Linked DNA regions of Homo sapiens: region 2 is linked to region 1. Evidence: chromatin contacts called from ENCODE Hi-C or POLR2A ChIA-PET data. All regions are on one chromosome and are shown on one strand. The core of a region is the stretch at or near the end of the contact, and the rest is flanking DNA. Distances in the headings are between cores, read along the strand shown. Region 1 has its middle 73 kb from the start of LINC02397. Region 2 overlaps LINC01619 (long intergenic non-protein coding RNA 1619).

What was found. Hi-C counts contacts between places; a loop is a spot of excess contacts on that map. ChIA-PET counts read pairs that join two places held with the same protein, here RNA polymerase II (POLR2A). Pooled maps may share reads with other maps.
Region 2: a loop to region 1 is called in a pooled map, with 4 times the contacts of the local background. The contact joins two enhancer-like sites. A Hi-C loop is called at or near these places in 1 of 168 maps with a recorded cell type or tissue (Calu3), 1 of 37 single-sample maps with no recorded cell type and 6 of 50 pooled maps. POLR2A ChIA-PET finds 5 or more read pairs at or near these places in 1 of 52 experiments (GM10248).

The regions. Positions count from the first base shown.
Region 1 is chr12:92,536,531-92,543,202 of GRCh38, forward strand. No RefSeq gene overlaps it. Among named protein-coding and RNA genes, the nearest start is that of LINC02397, 73 kb to the left of the region's middle. RefSeq lists an enhancer at 2,569-2,618. Within about 2 kb of position 3,606, at least 19 of the 41 ENCODE cell types and tissues checked have a DNase peak (open chromatin) inside an H3K27ac peak, as active enhancers do.
Region 2 is chr12:92,062,872-92,069,543 of GRCh38, forward strand. All of the region lies in intron 1 of LINC01619 (long intergenic non-protein coding RNA 1619), which reads right to left. Among named protein-coding and RNA genes, the nearest start is that of LINC01619, 77 kb to the right of the region's middle. Within about 2 kb of position 2,365, at least 10 of the 41 ENCODE cell types and tissues checked have a DNase peak (open chromatin) inside an H3K27ac peak, as active enhancers do.

The DNA.
Region 1 (6,672 bases), core at 2,356-4,855:
ACAATCAATAACTTACATTTTCTGCAATATTTTCTATTATCTAATACTTTAGCCATATAAAATTTATTTTAATCATAGGGTATTAAATTGCTGTATTAAATTGATTTTTTCAAAGAGAGATCTAGATAAGAATACTAAACAATCTGTTTTAAATAATTCTTTATTTTATTGTTTTTCAAAGATGCCTCTTGTTATCTGTTATATTCTTATATACAATATGTTTACTTCTGAACTGTGCTGTTCCATTTAACTGTATGCTTATTGGGGGAAGATATACCTCCATTTACTGTTCTCTTTGCAAAATACAAGTTAATGCTCTTAGGTGAGCATGGGGGTGGTAAGTGCTAAATAAATGACATCTATTTTTGCAAATAAAAATTACAATTATGTTAAGTTCAAATATCCTATGGAGATTTTTGAGGTGGACTATAGTCAACCTATAAATTTGTTGAATGAGATAGAAGGCTTTCTGATTGATCATTATTTTCAAGGATAATAGTACACCTTTCCATTCATCTTCTCTAATATTATTCAGTAAAGTTTTATACTTTTGTTTCTATTAGATAAGACATGCAACTGTTTCATAAGAATTCTTATTGTTAAATAATTTAGATAATATTATATTATTCTGGTAAAAATAAAAGGACTCCTGGTATATATTTATATATATGGCATTCATCTGTCCATTTTATTGATGCCTATAGTTATTTTATTTTTTAGATTATTTCTTATAGTTTTTAAAAGTATACAATCATAACATCTAAAAATGATATTTCAATTTTGTTTTCCAGTATTAACTCTTCTGAGTTTTTTTAATATTTTCTTGCATTGACCACAACTTCCAAAGTTGTGGTCATATGTATATGCATTGATGAAACCCATATGAGAATGGTTGCCTTGGTTTTCTTACTGATTTGAAAGGGAAACTTTCTAACAGGAAGAAGAAAAGGAGGCTTTTGAATAAGACTTGAAGGTTGCTTAATGCTGATGGTGTCTCTTACAAGCTAGAAATACAGAACAAATTCCACAACCTCCCTGAATCCCAGTTCCTTCACCAGGAAGATGATGATATGAATACATCTCACAATGTCATAGGAATAACTGAGATATCATTTGCAAAGGGCCTGGCACTCAAGGCAGATACAATACATTTTACTTTTATCTAGTAAAAGAGTTGAGATTTAAAGCCAGATCTACCTGACTTCAGGCCCACACACATAACCCTGTGCTCTGCAGCCTCTTCAGGAGGAATTCCATTTATGCGTAGGCCATGCCCATGTATGGAAACAAACACAGCCACAGATGTCTAGGTCTATTAGCCACAACAAAATAAACCCTGAAAACTAAGCTACCTCTCTGTGAATATACCAGCTTCCCTTCATGCACAGCATCATGTACGGATCTGAAATCCGTACATGTCTAGCCAGCCTGGCCAACACAGTGAAATCCTGTCTCTACTAAAAATACCAAAAAAAAAAAAAAAGAAAAAAAAAATAGCCAGGCATACTGGTGGGCGCCTGTAATCCCAGCTGCTCAGGAGGCTGAGGCAGGAGAATCGCTTGAACCTGGGAGGCGGAGGTTGCAGTGAGCCGAGATCACACCATTGCACTCTAGCCTGGGTGACACAGTGAGACTCTGTCTCAAAAAAAAAAAAAAAAAAAAGAAATGTCTAAACTCTATCCAGTAAGTGCAAATTCTAAGGTAGTGGCTATCTTTAAGGAGGGGAGGCCAGAGATGGGGTGGAAGGACAGAGGAAGAATATGAAAAGAAATGCAAGTCATTGAAACTATTATGGTACTTAGGTTGGGTGGTGGTTTCACAGGTGATCATTATATTATCAGACTTCATAATGTACATGTATTTTAGTGTCATGTTTACTATGCATCAATTTTATACAAAATATTAAACAAAGCCAAAAAAAAGAATCCTCTGGCCCAGTTTAAAAGACCATGAGTATTTAATTAACAATTCCTGACCAGGCACAGTGGCTCACACCTGTGATCTCAGCACTTTGGGAGACCGAGGTGGGTGGATCACGAGATCAGGAGTTCAAGACCAGCCTGGCCAAGATGGTGAAACCCCATCTCTACTAAAAGTACAAAAATTAGCCAGGTGTCGTGGTGGGTGCCTGTAATCCCAGCTACTCAGGAGGCTGAGGCGGAGAATTGCCTGAACCTGAGAGAGAGAGGTTGCAGTGAGCCGAGATCATACCACTGCACTCCATCCTGGGCGACAGAGCAAGACTCCATCTCAAAACAAACAAAAAAAAATTCCTATTCCCTCTACCCTGTATTCACTGTTCACTGTACTCTACCCTACAGTGAACAAAAGGTACCTAAGCCAGGACATGCCCCTGAATCTTTTATCCTGATAATCATATTTTCCTAGGCACAAGGCCTGAGAGTTAACAAACCTGATTTTTTGATAGTATTTGTCCTGGAAAATAAAACAAAATGTCTTTCTTTAAGGGATAGTCTTCCTTTTGTCAAAGTGTCAAGGGGGAAAAAAGGGGAAATTTTAAAAGCAGCCTATTTCATTGTCACCACTTCATAAACACTGCACTAAAGGGCAAGAGCCACGCTTTATTCCTCTTGCAAAATCCCAAAGCACCCAGTACAAGGACCTGCACTTAGTAGGCGGACAATTGACATTTGTTAATCAATGTATGAATGATGAGCCAAGTCTCATAGCTTCCATGGAGAATCTTAAATGTCACTCCTTTTGAAATGCGACCATGCTTCTCAACCTACTAAAAATTTCTTAATGAACCACCCACAGACACAGTCTTGTGTGAATATCTCCTGTGTTCCCCAAATCCTTTGTGACCTATGGACACAATTGCTAAACGTGAGTCATGCTTCTATCACTCCCACACAATGGGTATTTTTAATGCTACAGCATTTCCTGAAGTCAAGCGCTCAGGAAATGGTTTTTGCAATAATGACCTCAGCCTCCCCATATTCCCCCCACCCCCCATCACAGAATCCAAGAATAACTGAACAGGTGTCCAAATACCCAGAATTACCCAAGAAACCTCACAACCTGTCTTCTGTTTTCTATCAAAGTCATGAGGTTAACCTCTTGTCCTTTGGAGTTCGAAGGAATGTGTCCAAGAACTGAACACAACCATATCTGTCCTTTATTTATATTGAGACACAGTTTATTTCCAAGACTGTCAATGGTCTCCAGACCCCAGAACTAAATCTGTATACCATCATGGCTAAAAGTATGAGTTCTGGAATTCAAAAGCCTTAGAGACTGAATTCTGACTCTGCCACTAAGTATGTGGCTTCAGCCAAGTCATTTAGCCTTTCAGAGCCTCAATATTCTCACCTGTAAAGTGGAAATAATGGAAGAAACTATTTCTTGGAATGTGTGAAAATCACTCACGTAAACTGCTGATCTCCAGGCCTGATACACAGCAAAATGCCTAGTACTTGCTAATTGTTATTGCGTCAAGTTTCCCCAGATTGAACCTTAGGTCTGGTCAGTTTCTCCTGGACAGCAGTCATTTTGACAGCTTAGGATCTTTAGGTGCCCACATACCTTCAGAACCTCAACCCATTCTTGGGAGCACTGTCTGACCACCCTCTGAGGACCAGAAGCAGGAAGAGAGATCAGATGGTGAGAGGATAAGGACTGTTGATACCCAAGGGAGGTTGTAAAACCACTTGGGCACACCCAAGTTCAAAACAAAGAAGCCATCACACGAGGGTGAGAGAAGAGGTATTTACTCAGTGAGGCCCCTTCCAACCCTCATGGTAAAAGTCTACACTTGTTTAGAAAAGAGTATGTCTGTTTTATGATTTTATTTTTTAAAAAGGGAAACTCAACAACAAAAATGATGATGAAAATGACAATCTGACTATGGAAAACAGGCTCCTGCTATTCTCATCAGACCATCTGACAAACTACCCAAGGGAGTTTCCGAGGCCTCCCAAACAGTAACAGCAGAGCAGCCACTCAAGAGGATGCCCCGGGGAGCCGCCAAACTGCAATTGCCCTGGAAATCAGATTCGAACAGCTCAGACATGAGGGCAAAGGGCGGGATGCATGCATCCCTAAGCACCAGCCCTTCAGCCCAGCAGAGGGGCACAGACAAAGCTGCCCCGGAAGAATTGTTTGGGAGGTGCAGATACAAAGAATAAGATCCTGCTGGCAGCGCTGGGAAACACAGCAGCAGTCGGCACACGCTGGCCCTGGCAGTCAGCAACCGCCTGGCTCAGGCTGAGCAAAACCTTTCTGTGAATATGGCGTGAAAGCAGATCTCTCAGAGGCTCATGCTCCCTGAAGGTGAAAGATCAACAACAAAAAAGGCATTAACCCCTCTCCTAAATGATATTTCATGGCCATCAAAATCCCATCAAAGGAGCAGCTCATGTTCATAAGCCTGGGGGAGATGCTCCCAGCAATTTAGACACATTGGCAGCCCCAGGGAGGAGGACATAGCCTATGGGGACTCTCTATGTGTGAAGGGCAGCAGTTTGCATAACAAATGTTCCATGCACAATCTTGGAACATTGGCATAATTCTTTCTGGACCCAATAATGATAATTACTCTCTGTCCTAATTAAGGAGAAAATAAAGAAGCTAATACTTTTATAAATCAACAAGTAGGATTAGTATGATGTACAAAGCGCCCTTGAGTTTGCTTCAGGAGACTTCCTCCTCTGTGTGACCACAAGTATATCACATCGGCCACCTGGGCTTTTGTTTCCTTATCCATAAATCCTTTCTTTAAGGGGACATCTTATGGGTTCCTTTGAATGCTCCTATCCTAATTTATTCTTCTTTTCCTTTAAAAATGTTTGGTAAAGGCTTAGCATGCATGCAGTAAAATACACAGCATGATGTGTAGTATTCTTACTTAGAATTTTATGCCTTTCAAAGGGCGAAAGATGGTGATCAGGTGATATTGATTCTCTCCTTGTATAGCTTCAAAGATCGTGTTATAGATGAGAAACTAGATATTCAAAGGCACAGAGAACATGTCATCCGTATCACTCAGATTAGAACTTCCAAGTGCTCACTCATGATATGTAGTCTGGTGAGCCAGGCCTCAGAGTGTCCTACTGTGGGCTCATGGAGCAGTTCTTCAGGATGTGGACAACATTGCTTGGACCAGGGACAGGAGAGAAAAAAAAGTGATAGGCTGAGAAGAAATTTTTATGTGACATGCAAATACTTAGAAAAGATGAATGCTAGTACATCGGGAAATTTATAATTTCTTTTGACATTCAGGATTTGCCATAATTTAATAGTTCTTACCTGTTGGATGCTTACTATGTGCCAAGCATTGCACATTAACATGTATTATCCTGTTTAATCTTCAAAATAACCTATGAGGTGGACAATTTTATTACCCCATTTTACAGAAGAGGAACAAGAGTTTCAGGGAAATTAAGCTAATTTTCCCAAGTTACTGATAGAATGTGGCAGAGCTAGGTCTTGAACCCAAGCCCACAAAATTGACCGTGCCATTATTCAGTTTCTCACAAGCACTTCCACCTTACTCTGCAATGAAGGCACCACCACCCCCCAGGAAAAGGCACTACCCCAGCCAGATGGTACACTTCATCCCCACTTCTGCTGTTCAGGCTTGAACTTGGCATGGTCTTCACCTTTCATTCTGCCATCCAAATCCATCCCTCAAGACCTAAGTCGAATACTATCTTCTCCTCGCCATTGCCTTCTACCCTGAAAGTTCTGTACTCTGAATCAGTTTAAAAGGTGTTATCTGTTCCATCCATCTGGGGTCTTCATCATTTCCTTAAATATGTACATTATCCATTCCTTCAATAACATACATATTCAGTGTGCTTTCTCCTCAAATAATTGCCAGATACTAGAAGTCAGAAACCATGTTGTCTATTTCTTTTGTATCTCTGAAAGAATCATAGTACAAAATTTATAAATGAAATCATGTAGCTCTGTGCTATATGAAAATTATATCATATGACATTACAGCCACCCTGTATTTGTTGACTAAATTGTCCTTTCTGTTTAATTCCCAAGCATTTGAGCCACTCTGCCCCAGATTGAATTGCCTTGCCTTTTTTTTTTTTTTTTTTTAAGATGGAGTCTCACTCTGTCACCCAGGCTAGTGTGCTCACTGCAACCTCTGCCTCCGGGTTCAAGTGATTCTCCTGAGACTTAGTCTCCCAAGTAACTGGGACTACAGGCAACTGCCACCACACCCGGCTAATTTTTTGTATTTTTAGTAGAGATGGGGTTTCACCATGTTAGCCAGGATGGTCTTGATCTCCTGACCTTGTGATCTGCCCACCTCAGCCTCCCAAAGTGCTGGGATTACAGGCATGAGCCACCGCGCTCGGCCTGAATTGCTATTTATTCATTTATTTTGAGACGGAGTCTCGCTCTGTTTCCCAGGCTGGAGTGCAGTGGCGCAATCTCAGCTCACTGCAAGCTCCGCCTCCCAGGTTCACACCATTCTCCTGCCTCAGCCTCCCCGGTAGCTGGGACTACAGGCGCCCGCCACCATGCCCGGCTAATTCCGCCAACATGCCCGGCTAATTTTTGTATTTTTAGTAGAGACAGGGTTTCACGGTGTTAGCCAGGATGGTCTCCATCTCCTGACCTTGTGATCCTCCGGCCTCAGCCTCCCAAAGTGCTGGGATTACAGGCATTAGCCACTGCGCCCAGCCCTGAATT
Region 2 (6,672 bases), core at 1,115-3,614, 470 kb before region 1:
TCCTAGCTATGCCACTTACTAGTTATGTGACCTTGAACAAATTCCTAAACTTCTTTGTATTTTGTTATCCTCATTTTAAAATCACCACAGCAAAAATAAATAAATAAAGTCATGTATCTCGCAGAGCTGCTGTGAGGATTAAATGAAATGATAAATATCTGGAAAAGCAGCATGTATATAATAGGCTTCCGGCCAATGCTTCTTCTCTTCTTCCTTTGTTGATGCAGATCAGTTAAAAGTTTGCCATCTATCTTTTTGTTGCTCATATAAATTCCTAAGTTTGATACTAAGAAACACCTGCAGAAGGGTCTTTCAAGCACCTGCAAGTATATTAAAGAGGCAGATACAGGAACTGAGAGATAAAGGCAGTATGGTTGAGAGGAGATGGAAAACCAATCTAGAAACCAGGCAGTGGGAGGCTGTGTGGTTCCTTTTGTTAGGAAAACTTTTCAAAGGCAGAGTCCTTGAAGCTTTTGTGCATCAAAAGCATTTGAAATGCTTTCCTCGGGTGCACTTACATAGTATTGCTTCTGTGGCAAAGAAGGTATAGTCTTGTCAAAATGCTATTGATTTTTTCAGAAGGAATCTAGAGACTTCATTCACCAATGAAGCCCTGCAAACAAGCCCTAAAGCCCACTTTTTTTTCTATAAATTGGTCACCCACTCCAGAAAAGAACATGGCTAATTAACTAAAGGTTCACATTTATTCAATCTGTACTAGGTACTTTGATAGACCTTGTACATCTACCATTTCCTTAATCTTTAAAGAAAAAAAGCTTTTTAAGGTAGGAATTATAATAAAATTGACACTCAGAGAGGTTAAATATCTTGCACAAGACCACACAGTTAGAAATCGTTGGTGAGATTTGAACTGATTGTTTATTTATTCAACAAATATTTATTGAGTGACTACTATGGGCTGAGTCTGCCTGTTTCTAAAGCTAATGCTCTTTTCACTATCTAATTCTTCCTGGTAAAATAAATAACAGTATTCTCTGTCTGTTACAATGTTCTTTCAGAATGCAAAAGCAGTTTGGCCAGAACATGATATGCTCATGGCTCAGAAAAGATAATCGGGCAGATTGGCCTGGCCAGGCAAGTGTCCATATGTCTCAGCAGCACTCCACGTGTATCCATTCATCTCAAAGCTAGATTTTTAAAAAAGAATGGTCCACTATAGTCAGGAGTGCCATTCTCGGGAAAGTATGACTATCTGTGTTTGATTACTTCTAAAACTTTATAACGAGGATACACTTCAGAACATCTATTTACTAGAAAGTTGAAAAGAGGTGAAGATCAGTACACGCGACTCACTAAAAAAGGAAATTATAATTTTAGTGCCTTACTTTTATATAGGCAATAGTTCTTTCCAGTGTACTATTTACAACATAAATGATGAGATTTTAGCCCCATACCATTCTGTATGATCAGGAAGGGAATGGTTATTATGTCCATTTCTCACAAGAGGAAACTGAGGTTCAAGTTGTCAAAGTCATTGGTACTTTCCAAATGTCCAAGTTCACATCATTATTTAATGGCAGAACCAGGATTTATCTTAGGATCTTTCTGCTCTTTCCAATGTACAATCTTCATTGGTCAGAATGAGCTAGGTTGTATTAGATTGTATTGCAGTAATAAATGGCCTTCAGATCTCAGGAGCTCACTATAATAAAGATTGATTTCTTGTTCATGTTCCTTGTCTGCTGTGGGTTTGGTCTGCTTTGTGTTTACTCCAGGACTTAGCGGACAGAACAGCCTCTATCTGGATCATTGCCAGTAATGTGGCAGTGTGAAAAGTGCAATTGATGGACCTCACACTGGCTTCTAGGGCTTCTGATAGAAAGTGGCTTTCACCCTTATTTCATTGGCCAAAGCAAGTCACAGCATTGCCCACATGCAATATGGCAGGTGTGTATCATCCTTTCACAGGGAGGGGCCCCAAATAGGCATAAAATTATTTCAGTTATATCAGGGTAGTAATGTATAAAGTGGTTGTCAGCCTCCCTTCCTTGTAGCATAAAGTTATTCTTTAATAAATGCGGTACTGACTAAGAATTATTTTAGGTATAATGAGCCAAGCAGTCCACTTAAATCATGTAAAAATTAAATAATTCAATAAATTTAATATTTAAAAACCAACAATTCTCAACTATCACTGTTGAGCACTAAACCCTCTGCATTTGCGAAGAGAGCAACTTTCACTCTGGGAATAAACTTTCCGTTTCTGGCAAGAGAATTGGATAGCAACATTGAAGTTCTACTGTGAATGGGCGTCAGGGTGTCATATTTGAATGTGTAATGAGTAAACATTGGCAGAAACCCCCTTTGCCACGTGACTTCAAAACAAACACCAGTCAGTAGGGAACTACCAGCTGTGCCCAGTAGAAAAAAATGCGCTCATATATTTTTCTTCCATGAGCAAAAAAATCCCCGCCGAGATCACCTCCCCTCAGAATGTAGGGCACGAATGTGTTCTCACATGAGTTCAAGAACAAAACCCCACCTCTGGAAAGTCCTCCTGGCAAAGTCATTTAAACAAATTGCAGAGGAAGACAGAAGTAGGACATGAAACAGAGTTCAGGCATTCACAGAATCTTGCATTCCCTTAAATCAATTCTCAGCTAAAGGAAAAAAAAATACAGCAGAGTTGGGGAGTGGGAGCATTTAGCAAGAGTTTAAAGTAGCTGATTTCTAATGTTGACTACATTATAATGTCCCTTACAATCCTAAGATTCTATGACTCCATAAGTTTATGTGATGACAAAAAGTTTCTGCTTTTTCAAGTACAGAAAAAAAAAGAGAAGAGGCTATGTTTTATGTAATAATAAAATTTAACAGAGAACTGCACCCTCCCACCTCCAAAAAAAATGTCCTGGTGACTATAAAGTTGTCTTGGGCTAGGCAATCTGCATATAGAATTCTGTTCCTTAAAAATTTTTTGGCACTGAGTCAGAACTTGATTTGTAGAAATGACACCTCCCCAATACTTCTTTTAGAGCAGTGAGGGGGAGGTAGAATGAACTGAGTTAGAACTTTACCTTAGACTTTTTGTAAAGGTCACCAAAGGGAAAATCCATAAAGAGTCATTGCCCTTTAGTCACTTACACGTATGAAATGTGTTGTCCTAGGATGAAAGAGAATCATTACTGTACATCACATTTCGGATTAAATAATTGTTGTGTCTTGCTTTTTTTTCATGACTTTAAATAGAATTCAGGTTGAAATGAACCTGGATTAATAGGAGATGTTTCTAAATATGTCAGTTGTGCTTTTTTGATATGCATGGATGTCATTCTACTATTTTGTTGGCATAATTGCTAGCAAATCCCCATAACTGATATTCAAATTTTAGTATAGATGTAAGTAAAAGTGTGTCCAGTTATCAAAATATAGATATAAGTAAAATTGTGTCTTAGTTATCAAAATACCAAATTTCATTTGAGCAAAAGAAATGAGGGGAGAGAAGATGGATATATTAACTTCTCTGATAAGCAACATACTACCCTGCTGCTTTCTCTAGCTACTTACTACAGAAAGAGTGCATGGTCATGAGATGCATGGAGTCTCTAGTATCTAACTGAACACAAAGAAACTTCTCTAATGGCTAGTCATGTTAAGTGATACAAGAGATGCATCCACTGGAAAAGACTGTGGCTCACTTTGAGGATGAGTATAATGTCACAGGATCAAAATATTTGAAAGAGAGAATTTGGAAGCTAAGGTTAATTTAGAATCTATAATTGCTCAGAGTTTTCTTCCCCTCCACAACCAATTCAAGTCTCTCTTAGACTCCTGAATCAAATAGCTGGTGGAGCCCATAAGTAGTAGCAGAAGTCAGTGAAACTAAATAGAGGATCAATAATTGTATATACACACATATATATATGAATGTATGTATACACACATACATGTATGTATATGGAAGTGTATACATAGATATATATCTATACATTTTTTTTCTTTTTGAGACAGAGTGTCATTCTGTTGTCCCAGCCGAGTGCAGTGGCACAATCTCGGCTCAATGCAACCTTTGCTTCCTGGGTTCAAGCGATTCTCATGCTTCAGCCTCTCAAATAGCTGTGATTACAGTCATGTGCCACCATGTTCAGCTAATTTTTGTATTTTTAGTAGAGACGGGGTTTCACCGTGTTGGCCAGGCTGGTCTTGAACTCTTGGCCTCAAGTGATCCACCCGCCTTAGCCTCCCAGAGTGCTGGGATTACAGGTATGAGCCGCCATGCCATGCCCGGACTATATGTATGTATTGAAGATAAACACATACATATATGGAGATTATAGATACACATATGTATATCATATATATCCATACATCCATACATATGGTGTGTGTGTGTATATATATATATGTTTACTATATGCGTGCACACACACACACCCCCCATATATATATTTCCATAGGTATGGTGTGTATATCTCTATATGTATATACCAGATATATATATATAAAAATATATATGTATATACCTTACACATGTAGAGATATACATGTATCATATGTGTATCCATATATATGGTATATATTTAATCTATGTGTGTATCTATAATCTCCATATATGTATATGTTTATTCTCTATATATGTATAATATACACATGTATACATTTCCACACACATACATATATGCATATATACATATATTGATATATGTATGTGCATATACAATTATTGATCCTCTATTTAGTTTCACTGACTTCTACTACTACTTATGGGCTCCACCAGACATTTGATTCAGGAGTCTGAGAGAATTGAATCTGTTGCGGAGGGGAAGAAAGCTACGTGCAATTATAGATTCCAAATTAATCTTAGCTTCCAAATTCTCTCTTTCAAATATTTTGTTCCTGTGACACCATACTCAACACCTTCTTCTCAAACTGAACCAGACTCTTTTCCAATGAAAGTATATTCCATATCCATAATACATGGATATACATATACACACATATGGATATATCCATGTACATATATGGAAATATACATGCATATATGAATACATATATACATACATATTTATATATGTATTTGATTGATTATGGCACAACTAGCTACTCAACTGATTTTTTTAACAAACCCCAATGTTATGCCATTTACAAAAAGAAATGCCTTCTGGATTAAAGACAACTGTAAAAAATAAATACTTCAAGAAAATCTAGCATATCATATATACATATATGTACAATCTATTATGTGGAAGGAGGCTTTCTTGTCAAAATGGAGAAGATATAAAAGAAAAGAGAGACTTACTTGATCATATAAGAATTTAAAACATTTTGTTAAAAGAAAGATTCCACAACAAGGTCAGTAGACTAATGATAGGTTTGGAAATATTTGTGGCATCAGCAACAGTTGGGTTTTTTGTGTTTTTTTGTTTTGTTTTGCAAATTGACAAAAGCAAAGACAATGAATAACGGAAAAAAAGGATAAAGAATTCAAATAGGATATTTACATAGGGGCAATGACCAACAAGCAAATGAAAATATTCTCACATTAAATCATAGTCGGGGAAATGTAAATTAAAGTTACAATGATATATATATTTTTATGTCCATCAGACTGGCAAAAATTGAAATGATCAATAACCTCTATTAGTGGTAGGTATATGGAAAAATGGATGTTCATACATGCTGAGAAAAATTTAACTGTAAAAACTGTTTTGGAAAGCCATTTCGCAGCAGACATAAAAAAACTGAAGATACATGCACCATTTAACCCTGCAATCTCTCTCCTTGGCAACTCTCCCAGACCAATATTACATAGAGCATGTGTAAAAGGGCACCTAATGTCAGTGTTTATAATAGCAAGAAAAGGAGAAGGGACAGGGATCAAAGTAAATGCCAGTCAATAGGGAATGTCTGAATAGGTAACAGCTCATCCACACCATGGATTATTAGGCAGCAGTTCCAAGGAGTTAGACTCATTAGAGCTAAATTTCTACTTATAAGAGATTTCTGTACAGTTATGCTTTACATGAAAAAAGAGATGTAGAAAGTATATATTATGCAATGCTCATAAAACAAACAATAACAAAACTTCCCTTATACATGTGTGTAAGTGTAAAAAGTGTATATATGATATGAGCAAGGGGAAAAATGTAAAAGTACATATCAAGTCACAAACGAGTTACATGGCAGAGAGGGGTGTAAAGGAGGAAAGAAAGGGAAGTAGAAGCTAAGCAAAAGTTTTAATATACTTCTCTAAATAATATATAATTATATGTGTGAGATAACATATATGCATTTATGCAAAAACTATATATATGCTTGTCTATATGAGAAATTAGAAAAAGATTGAAAAGCTAGTCTAAAAGCATGCTCAAACCATGACATAAAAATTAATAAAAAATATCTAACATTTACAGAGCCCTTTCTATTGGCAGACACTGTTCTAAACAGGTACCAACTCAATCCTCACAACAACCCTACGATGGGAATATTAATATCTTTGTTTGCAACAGAGGAGAGTCCAACTTACTTCTCTACAACTTTAGAATAGAACATTTAGTTTCAATTGCAAAACTGAAATTAAGTCAATCATCTTATTTGTTTCTTCAGTAATTTTGGCTTGTTTTCTTGGATGTCTGGATTTAGAAGACAGACTCTAACAGGATATCGTAAATAAAGAATTTAACAGGATACCATAAATATATCTACTCAACT